Regions from separate parts of the Mus musculus genome. Here region 1 is linked to region 2. Evidence: chromatin loops called from intact Hi-C (ENCODE). Cell type or tissue: gastrocnemius. All regions are shown on one strand. Links, peaks and the distances in the headings refer to the core of each region. The heading gives the core; the rest is flanking DNA. Region 1 overlaps 4933406J09Rik (RIKEN cDNA 4933406J09 gene). Region 2 has its middle 75 kb from the start of Gm46977.

What was found. Hi-C counts contacts between places; a loop is a spot of excess contacts. Peaks named below come from ENCODE experiments on the same cell type or tissue, not always from the same donor. Only the 100,000 strongest peaks of a DNase experiment are listed, where the experiment ranks them.
Region 1: a loop joins it to region 2, with 10 times the contacts of the local background. A loop is called at or near these places in 39 of 42 quality-filtered maps.

Annotation. Positions count from the first base shown.
Region 1 is chr6:134,386,654-134,394,056 of GRCm38, forward strand. 4933406J09Rik (RIKEN cDNA 4933406J09 gene) reads right to left here. Exons shown (of 9, transcript NR_153848.1): 3 at 7,113-7,208. Among named protein-coding and RNA genes, the nearest start is that of Bcl2l14, 6.0 kb to the right of the region's middle. In gastrocnemius, for the core only: a CTCF peak has its summit at 3,057 (motif pointing left); DNase peaks (open chromatin) are centred at 2,276 and 3,027.
Region 2 is chr6:133,956,970-133,964,372 of GRCm38, forward strand. No RefSeq gene overlaps it. Among named protein-coding and RNA genes, the nearest start is that of Gm46977, 75 kb to the right of the region's middle. In gastrocnemius, for the core only: a CTCF peak has its summit at 3,910 (motif pointing right); a DNase peak (open chromatin) is centred at 3,916.

The DNA.
Region 1 (7,403 bases), core at 1,173-6,172, 430 kb after region 2:
GGCATAATTTTAAAAGCACCTACCACTGGCCTAGACTATAGTAGGTCCACACCCCTCTACTTAGACCTAGCCACATTAGCACCCAGGTGGTAGGTGGGAGTGTCTCTAACTCTGTCTCCCTCCCATTCAGGTTCTGACTACCCCCAGGAAAATGCGTCCCACCAGTCTTAAGCCATAACCATATGGGTGACGAATCAGCATGTGTCAAGAGAGAGGTAAGTGTGACACCAGAGATGTGAACTGTGGGCATGTGTCTTGTATGTGAATGTTAGGGAAAATGAGAATGAGTGTGTAAACATCTCAGCTCAACACTTATGAAGCATCAAATGTGTGCAAGGCTTACATAAAATAAGGATAAGGTATTTATACCTTCTGATAGATTCTGTCTCAACCTGTTTTTGATTTCTATAACAAAATACCTGAGATCCGGTAATTTATAAGAGATAGAAGTTGATTTGGTGCATGGCCACACAGACTGGGTAGTCAAAGAGAGTGACACCGTCTAGTAAGTAAGGATGCTTCGTAATATCAAATACCGTATCGGATGCTGAATGTGCGTAATGCATACCTACTGCCCTGCGACACCATAAAGACTGCCATGTGGTAAACATAGACACCATCTCTTCCTACAAAGTCACTAATCCCACTGTCAGGGTTCCAGTCCCCTAGGATGTCACCTACTCCTAATTAGCACTGAGGACTTACCTCAAAACCCCATCAGCATAAATCTGTGGGGTTTCAACACATAAACTTTTGGAGAGAGTTACACTGTACGCGTAAATTGTTAAAAGAATATGAAGAGACGGCGCTCAGCCTTGGAGGCCCAGGAAGCTACTACATAGGCCATGGCTTTTAGCCAGCCAAGCAAGAGCGAGGAGGGCACTGTGGGGGAAGAGCAAGATGTGACTCAGCAATGGCGATGTGTGTGCAGGCAACCAACGACAATCCAAGCATGGATATGGCTGGAGCGAGAGACAAAAACTGGTTCTTGAAAGACAAGCAACGGTGTGTACATAATCCTGACTGTAGTGGGTGCCTGGGCTCTTGCAGCCAAGCCTGTCTCTCTGAGAGTGGCTCCCAGGGTGGTTTTGAACAAGAACCCACCTCCAGGATAAATTCTCCCTTGTGTTCTCCAGTACCCGCTGGAGTCTGGTACACTGGGTACCCACTCAAACTGCTGTGCAGAACTACGGTGAATAAACAGCCTTAGCCAGAGTCCCACGCATGCTTAACTGCATGCCCCCCATACCGGATTTATCCTGTCACAAATTACTAAAACCCCTGAGAGGTGGACCATTGACTGCTAAGCGAAGGTATGGATGTCAATAACTGCAATCCAGTGAAAAAGAGGTGATAAGTCAAGTGTGTCCAAAATACTTCTAGAGACAGAAAAGGCAGCAATTAATGGCGAGGAGTGGGAGGGAGGCAAGTCTCTCAGGAGGGAATATTTGAACTAGATCTTGAAAGTTAAACCTGGGTTCCCAGTGAGATTTCAGATATAATAAATGTGAGAAAGGGGGCTGGGGCTGGAGTTGGTGGGATGTTTGACAGGCACCCACAAACCCTTGGGCTTCATCCCCAACACGGCATAAACTGGACACGGCGGTGCACACCTGTGAGCCATGTGCACTCAGAAGATGCAGGTGGGAGGGTCAATAGTTTAAAGTTCAAGACAATAGGCAATAAGCAAACAACAAATGGAAGAGTGCACGGACAGTACGAGTTAGAACTGTAATTTTCAGCCCAGGCTCACCTAACGGCCTTGTTTGCTTGTGACACGGTCTTTCCCTATATCGTCCAGACCAGGCTTATATTTACCATCCTGCTGCCTCCAGCTCCCGAGGACCGGAATTTCAGGTGTACCCACTAAGGGAGCTTCTAAGGCTACCAATGCCCAGACTACACTCTGAAACCATTAAACCAGGCTCTCCGGGAAGCCAGAGTCAGCTCGTATTCATCCCACTGCAATGCTAAGTCCGGAGGCACTGGTCTAGAAAGAACGCTGTACAGTACTCTCGGAGGACAGGCACTCCGCAGTGATTTGCGATCCTTGAATGAACAACAACCCCCCCCCCCCGGAGAAAAAGCTCAGCGAAGCCGCTACCATCAGCTCTTTCTGGCTGCAGATTCTCCCCCACCAGCTCTCTGCCCTGCGATCATCAAAGTTTGGTCTCCAGGCCAGCGGCATCCGCAGCAGAAACTTCGGGAGTCGGGCCCAGCCACTAATGCGTACCCAGGGCTGGCAACCTCAGCAGTCATCACTGCTGGGCATCCGGGTGCAGTGGTCCCTGGCTTACAATCAAAGTGGCAGAGAGCCAACACTCACTTGTTTCTTGTGGTACCAAGAAAGGGCTCTGGGGATGGAAGCGTGGGGTTTGGGTTTTCTCCTCCTCAGAGCAAATTTGCTAAATAGACCAGGAGATTCAGGATGCGGAGAAGCACGGATGTGCCTACACAAGTTTCCTTCAGAGGGATGGATAAGACTAGGTGTTCCAGAGCTCTCCCCAAAAGGAACTACCGGACATGGCCTTGTCTAATCCCTCCTTCGAAACCTCCAGGCTGTCCTGGAAGGGGAAAAAAAATTCAATAAATGAAACAAGTTTAGAAGGAAAAGGCTTCCTAAGTAAAAGTGGAAATCGCCATTCTCCCAAAGATGTAAAGTAGAAACAGGGTCCACACAAGTGACCTGCCAACCCTGGAGCCCAAGTCCTGGAGGAGTGTGAGCCTAGAATGCCAGCGCTTTCTTGTGCCAGACTCCTGATTCTCTCCACTTATTAGAGGATTATCTGCTACACAACTAGATAGCTAAAGTTCTTTGGGAGTTTCCCACTTACATTCATCTCTACTATTCTGCACAGACGTTCAGGACCTGTGGAGTTTTTAAACACACACACACACACACACACACACACACACACACACAAACACACACACACAAACACACACACACACCTGCTTTTGGTAAATAAAAAAATCCTCAAGGACTAGAAAATTGGACTCGACAGCGTGTGTGTAGCGCCACCTGGTGGCCACAATTGAACGGCACCGTTTCCTTCCTTGTCCTGTGTTTATGAAAGGCTCCAGACAGGTACAGATAGATTCTTTCTCCCGTGTGGTCTGTCTCCTGCGAACTCAGCCACTTTGAGATGGCGACTGGAAAAAAAAATCTCCTTTTCACAAAGAAAAATCCTTGTCTTTTCACAAGCACAAAGCACAAATATATAAGCAAGCCATAGTGCTTTGTTCAAATCAACAAGTATTTAACATCTTCTGAATCCAAGGTTCTGTAACTGACAAATGGCAGCACGAAAGAACTTTCTGCGCTGTAAGACACGATGGATGGTGCCCCTTCCCTCACCATGAGTCCTCGGGTCCTTAGGGTGCCCTTGACTATCATTCTGGGTTCCATAGCCATGAAACACAGTGGTGGTGAGCAGCTGCCGTGCCTGCCAGGACACACTGTTGCTGACTGAGCAGTCTGGAAAGTGAGTTCTGTCCTTGATGTCCACCGTGACCTTGGGTGGGTGGCTTTCTGGACCTTGGTGTTGCGGGCTTATTAACAATCCTGCTCTACTGTCCTCATAAATCCCACGTTTTCAAAATGTGTCACCTGTCAATATTCATCTCTAAAGCAGGAACTTTGTGAGTTCTGCTTCACAACCAAATTTACAAATGTCAGACAAGTCAGAAAGGCCAGTATCCAACAAAAACAGTCCTTCCTGAATTAAGATGAAATCATAAGAGTGTCAGATGAAGGAAGATGAAGAGAAGCTTTCTCCAGCAAGACATCCCTATAAGAATGGCCAAACTTAAGCTGGCCATGGTAGCGCACGCCTTTAATCCCAGCACTCGGGAGGCAGAGGCAGGCGGATTTCTGAGTTCAAGGCCAGCCTGGTCTACAAAGTGAGTTCCAGGACAGCCAGGGCTACACAGAGAAACCCTGTCTAAAAAAAAAGAATGGCCAAACTTCTTTATGGGAGAGGAAGACAGAAAACCTTGGAAGATTATGAAGCAAGAAAATTGGTATGGGGGCGGGGGGAGCAAAACTGAGAGTGGGTGGAGTGGAGGCGCCTTCTCTGCTTGAATTCCTAAAATGTGTTTAATAGTTGAAGTGATCAAGCCAGCTCAGTCAGCCAACAGGGTCTCAAGGGAGGGAGGGAGGGTTGAAAAGAAAAAGACAACTAGACAACACTATAGCAGGACTCCAGCCAGGGCTGAGGCTGAAGGGGGGTTATTTTTTTTTCTAGTCTGCTTCTATATCATTCTAGGTACATACAAAGAAAATGGCCAGTCCTGAGGCATAAACAAAGTAGTCAGGGAACAAACAAGGCATAAACAAAGGTCCCAAGGTTACTGTATTCAGGGCTCTAACAAGACCCATCAAGATACAAAGGATTCCTTAGCTGTAGTCACCTTGAGTGGACTTTCGTGTCCCAGCCCAATGTCAAAGTCCTGCCAAATTCCTAGAAGCAGCCCCAAAAGCCCTCCACAATCAAGGAAAAGTTGATAACACTGCCTGATGCCATTTCCAATGTGTGTAAAGGAATTATTTAATAATTACGCTATAAACACAGGAAGCCCTCTATACATCACTATAAATGGGGAAAAGCTTTCTATACATCATTCAAACTGGCAAACAATGACACCATATGATGTGGTAAGAGATATATAGATATAGATACAGATATACGTATACATGATATAGATTAGATGAATGATATAAATAGAGACAGAAATAGGTAAATACAGATGCATGATATAGAGATGATATAAATTAGATAAATGATATAGATAGAGATATATAGAGATAGATATAAATAGATAAATTATAAATATATGATATAGACATTAATGATATAGATATGTATAAGACCTAGAACATACACTAAAAGCCATAAGGAGATAAATTCATAAACACAGATAAAGCTAGGTGGAAATCATGCAAGTAACCCAAGAGAGAAGAGAAAACACAAAATAGAGAACAAACAGGAAAGGATAGATATAAGCCAAGGACCATGGTATTTTGGGAGTATGGAAAAATCACAATGAAGCCCATTATTTTGTATGTTAACTAAAAAATTATTTGTGCCAGGTGGTGGTGGCACACGCCTTTAATCCCAGCACTTGAGAGGCAGAGGCAGGCAGATTTCTGAGTTCAAGGCCACCCTGGTCTACAGAGTGAGTTCCAGGACAGCCAGGGCTATACAGAGAAACCCTGTCTCGAAAAACAAACAAACAAATAAATAAATAAATAAACAAACCAGGCTGGCCTCAAACTCAGAAAACCGCCTGCCTCTGCCTCCCAAACGCTGGGATTAAAAGTGTGTGCCACCATGCCTGTCACCTTTTTAAGTTTTAAATTGTTTCTCTCTCTCCCTCCCTACCCCTCAACCCTGCCCTGCAGATCCTTTGTGTATATGTTGTGGCTTTTAGTTCAGTGTTTTTATAGGTTCCCTGAATGTGAGGGCAAGTGGGTCTCAGGCTCCGTTTCTGTGGCTTTTCTTGAGCGTTTCCCCTCCTGTTTGTTGGCTTTGTCCTCTTCTGAAGTGTTTGTTTTTGTTTCATCTTATTATATTTTGTTTCATTATATTATTATCCCTTGGAGGTCTGTCTATTTTCTAACAAGAGACAGAAAAGGGGTGGATCTGCGTGGGAGGCGTGGGGAGGAGAGGAAAGAGGAGGAACCACAATCAGGATCTAGTGTATTAAAAAAAATCTACTTTTAATAAAAGAAAAAAAGGGGGTAAGAGGCAAGAGACTTATACAGGACTTTCAGAAAGGGAAAACATGATCTTACAAAGACCCTTAAACATAAGGAATTCACTCATAATAAAAGAAATGCAAGTCAAAAAGGAAAATAGAGCTCGTTCCCAAGAGATGGAAGAGCTTGGGAAATCCACAAGAGGAGGGATGGAACGGGGGGGGGGGAGTGGAAGGGGTGGGGGGCTGCAGTATGGAAAGACTGGAGAGTCACACACAGCTCAGAAAGCTGCAACCTCATCCAGGAGTACTATGACATGTTGCCCTGGAGAAACAAGGCAAAGGTCCTACCCACAGGACAAGCCCGCAGCCCTCTCATAAATCAAACCCTGGGGTGGGCGTTGCTCAGACGCTGATTTTATTTAGCAGGACAGATCATCAGTAGAGAGGGGTGTGTCCAGGTACCCTCTGGAGAGGGAATCTAATGTTTAAACGAAGCTACACTCACTAGTCAGGAAGTCTGGACTCCACCTGTCATGGGCTCAGGAGGGCTGGGGAACAGTTGTGGAAAACTGGGGAACCAGGCACCTATAAAGCTAAAACTTCAGAGAGTAGATGCTTAGCCCAGGCAGTGAAGCACACAAGGAGAGGCAGACCGAGATCCTGGGTCCCTGGAGAGTAACCTCACCAATTGAGAGTAACTCTAGAGTTTGATGCCGCGGAGCCTGAAGCCAACAGGTAGATACAGAGCCATATACCTGAGGTCCTCTGCTATAGAGTCTGAGAACTCCAAAGAGCCTGTACATAGTGTGATGTCCACAGCCGCATCGTTCCTGCAGCATGATTTAGGCTTAGTGGATGATGCGTGGTCACTTCCCCCAACTAACAGCCTTCTTGAGAGACACTCCCCAGCTAGGACATTAGCCATCCTAGGGGGTACAAACTAGGGAATATCAGGAAAAATATGAATGTGAGGAACTCTGCCCAGCCCACAGACTGCAAAGCTAGGCATGACCAGCAGAGTCCCCTGGTCACAAAGAGAAGCCACTCTAAGCATCCCTGGGGGACACCAGGCACCTAATACAGTAGTGTCCAACAACAGCATGCACCTTGGAAAGGCTAGAGCTCACAACTTCCACTGGCCCTGTCCCCTACATATAATTGAAAGCCTCCAATGTCCAAGACTCATAAAGAAATGTCCCCAACACTTCATTGCCTTCCTTCTTTCTCTTCTATCCTTGGGGTTTCTCTTGTTTTCTTCTTACTACTCGGCTAGTAATATTTTTATTGTATAATCTCTTTTAGCTTTTGTGTTTTACTTTATTGCCCTTATCTTAAGTACTTTTCTATTGCTGTGATGAGACACCATGACCAAGGCAACTTATACGAGAAAGAGTTTATTGGGGGCTTACCATTCCAGTGGTAAGTTCATGACCATCATGGCAGGGAGCATGGCACCAGACAGGCAAGCATGGTGCTGAAGCAGGAGCTAGGAGCTCTCGTCTGATCTACAAACCCAAGTGACAGAAAAGGAGCTAAATGGGCATGTCATGGACAAAGCCCACCCCCAGTGACACACCTTCTCCCACAAAGCCACACCTACTAATCCTTCCCAAACATTTCTACCAACTAGGGACCAAGTACTCAAATCCATGAGTCTATGAGGGCCACTCTCAATCAGACCACTACAATCCTTCATACAT
Region 2 (7,403 bases), core at 1,271-6,270:
GCACAGTGAGGAGAGGCAGAACTGAAGAGTAGTAAGAAACAGCCTGGTGTGAGTAGCAGGTGATATCATCTAAGGCCATGGTAAAGTCCTGGCCTGTGCTACCACTAAGGACCATGTCTGGATCCCTGACCCTTCAGCAGCAGTGGTTTGTTACCACCAAAGGCAAAGTGGATATCCTTGGTCTTGGCCACCACCCAGGGTCATGCTGATATCTGAGAGCTATGCAGAACTGGACCCACTCATTGCCTGAGCATTCTGGGAGAGCTGGTCCTGAGGGCTTGAAAGCAGAAGAGCTGGCCCCAACCCTTGCTAGCTGCAGTACTCAGGAGAGCACAGGAACATTGCTAAGAAGCACAGAAGAGCTAACCTTAGTTGCAGGGGACATGGGTGAGCCAACTGGAGGGTGTGAGCATGGGAGAGCTGGCCCAGTGCTCTGCCTACTCAGCACTCCAGAGAGCAGGACCTGCCCCTATCCTGGGCAGCATAGTAGAGCTGGTCCTGTGGTATGGGAGTGTTGAGCCAGCCCCAAGTACATGAGAGTGGGAGAGCTGTTTCTGCCCCTTGCTGGCTGCAGAATTAGATGAGCTAGCCAGAACAGTGCTGGAGGGTTCGGTGTGGTGTGGTATGGTAGATATGGTGTGATGTGAGAGAGCTGGTGGGCTGACCAGCTCAGATACCTTCCAGGCCCAGATCCAGGGCTTTGAACTGGCTCACCCCAACATCTACCCCATTGATGAACTACTGGAACATGTGAAAGAGCCTAGAGATTCAAAACTACAGTATTTCCATGACACAGGGCAACAACACGATCTCCAAGAGGAGTCCCAGTGAGATTCCAGTATTGATAGTGTAGCAGAAGCCAGAGGTCTTGAACCAGACCAGTGACAGGAAGTTATCTGATGTGGGTGCTAAAAATCAAACTGGGGTACCCTGGAAGATTAGCGAAGAATGCTATCAATTGAGCCATCTCTCTAAGCCCCTCCCAATTCTTATCCTCCCCACTTCTAGGCTTTCTCATTCCCATGCTTTAGTGTGTCTTCTGTCCCAAAGAACACAAGACACCATAACTTCACATGAGATACTTTAGTGTATGAGTTGGAGCCCTCATGGAAGTATGTCGAATTTTACCAAGTTCTACAAGGACTTTTTCCATGGGATACTTCATCCTGAGAATGCTGTAAAGAAGAGGGGCGTGGCTAGCCGGACTGAGTTACATCCCAGAGGACTACAAGTATGGGGAGATCCAGGCTGTGTTGGCAGTGACCATCACCAACAGAATAACAAGAACTAGAAAAAGGAGAAGAAGAATTGGAGTCTGAGAGATGATCAGAGTGACAAGGGAGCTGAGTGGGTTGGTGGACTGTTTATCAAACAAAAGAAAAAGAACCAAGAAACAGAGGGTCAAAGAGGGAACTCAGCTGCTGACTTAAGATTGTGCATTCTGAACCAGGCGGTGGTGGCGCACGCCTTTAATCCCAGCACTCGGGAGGCAGAAGCAGGCGGATTTCTGAGTTCGAGGCCAGCCTGGTCTACAAAGTGAGTTCCAGGACAGCCAGGGCTACACAGAGAAACCCTGTCTCAAAAAACAACAACAACAACAACAAACAAACAAACAAACAAACAAAATTGTGCTTTCTGCCCTTCCTACAGTTGAGTGCAGACTGCGCACAGGATATGTCCTTAAATTTTCAGGCAATAAGGATAAGCCTGGAGTTCTTAAAGATTTTCAGGAGACACTAAACATGAATAAATATGTGCATGTTTTTAACATTTTATGTATATTTATGTCATGTGCATGAGTGTTCATCTGTATGTATGTATGTATGTATGTATGTGTGTGTGTGTGTATGTATGTGTGTATGTATGTATGTATGTATGTATGTATGTATGTATTATGTATGTATGATGTGTGTGTGATGCCTGCAGAGGACAGAAGATGGTGCCACATACTCTGCAAGTAAAGTTACAAGTAGTTGTGAGACAGCATGTAAGTGCTGAGACACAAACCTAGGTCTTCTGCAAGAGCAACAAGTGCTCTTCACCATAAAGCCACCTCTCTAGCCCTACAGATAGATAGATAGATAGATAGATAGATAGATAGATAGATAGATAGATAGATAGATAGATACATACATACATACATACATACATACATACATACATACAGTATATATACATACATATTTATACATAGATAGATAGATAGATAGATAGATAGATAGATAGATAGACAGATAGATGATAGATAGGTAGATAGATAGATAGATAGATAGATAGATAGATAGATAGATACATATATACAGTATATATACATACATATATACATACATATTGATAGATAGATAGATAGATAGATAGATAGATAGAGAGAGAGAGAGAGAGAGAGAGAGAGAGAGATGATAGAATAGATACATACATATATACATAAATACAAATACATACATATTTATACATACATACATTTTTCCACAAACTCTTTGGTGGTAATAAATAGGAATATCACTACCTAAAGCATTTGTTTGAGGGCTGGTGCAAAGCCTAGCCGTTAAGACTGCATACTGCTCCTACAGAGGACTGAATTCTATTTCTGCACTAAAGTCAGGTGCTTGTATCTCTATCTCCAGGGGCTACCCTCCTCTGGCCTCCATGAGTGTCTTCATCACATATACATGCCCACATAGACACATGTTATATTTAAAAATAAAATAAATCTTTTAAATTATTTTACTTGCATTTTGGTTTCCTAAGAGACAGTCTTGTTATATAGCCTAGGCTGGTCTCAAACTTGCAATCCACCTGCCTCAGGCACATTAGTGCTGGCACTCAGCCAACAAGGGACTGGAAATATTTCTAGAAGGATGTTTAGTATTCCATCAATTAATCTTATCTCTTAAGTCCAAAATGACTTTTGGTGTGACAACACTCGATGGGAGACAGTTTCCTCCGAAGTTATACATCTGGTTAATACAACTAGTATACATTTGGTTAATCCTTTCTACATAAAACATTAACAATGTCTGGGGAGCTCTTGGCTTGAAGGAGGAGAGAATGAGGCATCCGAGTCAGCAGCGGACTTCGGGTGACTGGTCCATCTCCTCCTGTGACTAAACCATCCCGTGATGTATTTGACCTACTTGGAGACTTGATGATGCAGAGCCAATGAGCCATCGAATGCCGAATCCTGTGTGTCCCAACTTCCACACAGCATTTTAAAGCACCCCAGTTGACCATGAGAAGGTCTTAACTCCTCTCCACCTCCATGACATGGTTGCCTTTCAGAAGTAAGAGAGGGTTCAAACTTGGTTGGGAGTGCCCGCTGCAAAGGCCTCTGACTCTCGCTTGCATTAGGCAATCCAGGCACACACCTCTACTGTCCTGGCAAGAAATTCTAACTCCCACCAGAATGGAAAGAAGCCAAAGCAAGTCAAAACTTTCTTCAAACAGAAGCTCACTAGGAAAACTCTAGGGGAGGGAGAGGAACAGAGTGGCTGCCCTGGCACACAGGGCAGTGACTCATTGAGAAACAACTGCTCCTGCTGCAAGAGTTGTGTTGGAGCCCCAGGGATTTGGGTGGAGGTGACGAGAGCTGTGCTTAAGAGAATATGGACACATGTACTGAAACACTACACTGCGCCCTATAAATATACTGTGGTTATTATGTGCAATTATTAGGAATTAATTTAAAAATTGTTAAATGTTTAAGGTGCAAACATTAGCTACACTGATCTGGTCATTTTGCCTTATATAAAGAAACGTGTACAGTTAAAATAAGAACCAACCGTAAAATGATCTAAAATTCACATGTAAAAATGGAAGAAAAAAATTGCAATGGTCCAGCAAGCAATAGTAGACTCCCTCCAACTTCCTCTTAGAAACTCTGGGTATCTGAAAGTCGTAGCAAAGGATATGCCCAGTAGGTGGCAGCAGGAGATAACTGAACTGAGAGCATACCCCACTTTGACCGATTTCACTTAGTTATTAACACATATGGTGGATTCATTTACTGACTGATTGAATGATCAATGAATGAAGAACTAACTCATCTAAGCTAGAAAACGTCATCATTTGAAATGTTAATATTCTTTTCGTATCCCATCAGTAGCATTGCCGTTTTATTGAGTTTTAGTTAGAAACTGTAGATTGTGTATGTGTTCATATATTGTGAGCATACCTCTCAGGCCTCCCACCCTACTTTTCTTAACCCCTCTTCCCTCTGTTAGTCCCTCTTGCTCCCCTAGGCAGTTTCACTTCTACTTACCTGTCATACACGCATGATTTTATTTTTAAACTGTGTCTCACAATGTAGCCCTGGCTGTCCTAGAACTCACAATGTAGACCAGGCTGGCCTTGAACTCACAGAGATAAGTCTCCCTCTGCCTCCCAAATGCAGGGATTAAAGTTGTGCAACACCACATTCAAATAAATGATGTTTTATTGATAGGTCTATATACAATCTAGGAAGGACAAATGAGAAGAAGTGATATTTGTTTTTTCTAGAATTGATTTAATTCACTTATTATGGTCATCTCTCCTTGCATCTATTTTGCTCTAAAGAACATAACTCCGTTCCTTTCTGTGGCTGAAAAACAAAACAAAACAAAACCCACTACAGCTCCAGGGACCCAATATTTTCAGGAGGTCTTAGGTTAAAGTCACTCACATGTGTATGTGCACACATCCATGCAGGCACTAGCAAACATAATTTTTTTCAAATTCATCTATATGAATTTGAAATATATTTATTACATATAAATTATATGTATAATAATTTATTTTATATATGTATATCACATTCTTTATCCATTCCTCTGTTGATACACCCCTAGATTGGTTCTAGAACTTGGCTGTTGCGAGCATTGATGGGCAAGTGTCCCTGTGATGGAGCTCTTCAGGTAAACGTCACGAGTGCGTGGTACAGCTGGGTCATCCTGTATCTAATTTTAGCTTTTTGAGAAACTGCCGCTCTGACTTCCACAGTAGCAGGCCTAATTACAATTTCACCAGCAGTGTCTAGATACATCTTGTACGGAGCTGATATTAGTAATACACGAACCAAACACACACAACAATAACCAATAGAAAATCATAGGCTAACTCCCTGATGAACATAGATATATTTCGTTTTAATAAAATACTTGCAAGACAAACTGAAGCTCATCCCAAGATCACTCACGGTGATCAAGTTGGCTTTATTCCAAAAGAACAGCGGTTGACCTAGTGTCAAAGAAATTCCCGCTGGCGGGGGATGAGGGCTTCCTCTTCTCAACATCTTCACCAGCACTTTTCTTACTTATTTTCTTAAGGACTGACTGCCGTTCTGACAGGAGAAAGATAAACTCTCAATTTAGCTTTGAATTTGACTTGTTCGTTTTGTGTTGCAGTACCGAGAACTGAATTTAGGGCCTTACACACTGGGCCAGTGTTCTACCTCTGACCTTTATCTCCAGTCCTCAAAAACAAACAAACAAAAAAGTTTTCACTTTTATTTTGAGACAAGGTTTTCCGTTTCCCAGGCTGCCCTTGAATTTATAATTCCCCGAAGGAGCATATATTTCGGGCTGATTTCAGTGAAGATTGGTTAAAGTCTTTCTATTTTAGAGACTTTCAGAAGTTTATTAGATTCAGATAACACTGACAACACACACGCATGCTAATTTAAAAAGAGAATTGAAGACTGACCATAGTTACAGTAACAGCTGAAATACAGGGTTTTAAAGAAGTCAGTATTCACCAGGAAGGCATTTTGCATTTGGAAATAAACAATTGATCTTTGGGTAATTTTAATTGTTTGAGCTGATTGAAATTTAAAACCAGTTTATTTCAGCCAGAAGTGATGGCCTTTGATCCCAGGACATGAGAGGCAACCCTGGTACTCAGTTTCAGGCCAGCTAGCGTGCGTGACTCCTCTCAAACAAACACGAAACAGCTCATTTGACCGGTTCTCCTGGAAAAAGTTCTAGTATAATAGTACGTGTTTGTTTGTTTGCTTGCTTATACTCTTTACTTAATAATAATTAAGATGATAAAAAAAAAAGAAGAGACAAAATGAGCCAGGATGTTAGTGAGGCCCTGGGTTGCACTAATGACTTTTTATTGTGTTTGAGATGGTCAGAGTCCTCATGCCTTGCTTATCCGAGCACACAGAATGCCACATACAAGCCTTCTGTTTGACTTGTCAGAATGAGAGGGGGTCAACTCTTCCTACTCACGCCTGGCAAGGTCTCTGCTAATGAAATAACAACAGTTGGCAATGCTCAGTTGATGCACGAGTGGCAATTTGTGTAGAATATGGGTTCTTTGAGGGCAGCAGCGTTGTCTTATTTCCAGCACCACACCCAATGTCTGACATATATTAAGGGCTCAATAAATATTTACTGCATATGTAGAAACTATCAAGACGTATCTCGGCGAACAATCGTACTTGAATCAGAGCCACATTCTCAGGAGAAGAATAGGAGCCGAGATCATGGGAGCTCATAAGAATGGGACCAGAATCAAAGAAATTAGCATCCTCTAGAGCTGGTGACACCCTTCATTGTCATGCTTATCTGAGGAACTCCTGTTCTCACCCTGTTCAACTCCAGCATGCTAACCATACTGTGACTACACTTAACTGTGTACTGAAGGAAGGCAACTCCCTGACCAAACATTCCAACAAATTTCAAATTTATCATTAGCCTCCCTAATGCTGGAGGACCACTATATCTTTAACATCAGTTTCTTTAAAAAAAAAAAAGAAGAAGAACTATTTATTTTTATTTAAGTATATTATGCATGTATGTATTATGTATGTCCAATTACCTAGATATATATCACATGTATTCAGGTTCCATGGAGGTCAGAAGAGGGTATCAGATCCCCTGAAACTGGAGTTACAGTTGTAACCCATGAGCCACCAGATGTGGGAACAGGTCCTCTGCAAGCCCAGGATGTACTCTTATAGACTGTATCATTTCTCCAGCCCCCAAGAGGGAACTGTATTTTTTAAATGATTGCCCTAGGCCAATGAGGTAGCTTAGCTCTTAAAAAGATTTGCCGTGCAAACCTGACATTCTGAGTTCAATCCTAGGAATCCATGACAAAAGGAAAGAACCAACTCCCAAAAGTTGCTCTCTGACCTACACACATGCACCATGGTACACATGTACCTGCATGCACACTGATTAAATAGCAACACAATAATAATGATACCACTACCAATAGTAAGATTATTATTTTAAATTGTGTCTGTGTGTGTGTGTGTGTGTCTGTGTGTGTGTGTGTGTGTGTGTGTGTGTGTGTGTGTGTGTGTGTGTGTGTGTAGGTAGGTAGGTTGGTTGCTGTGAGAACAGTTGCCCCACAGAGGTCAGAGGAGTTGGACTCTCCTGAAGCTGGAGTTACCGGTAGCTGTGAACCACCTCATG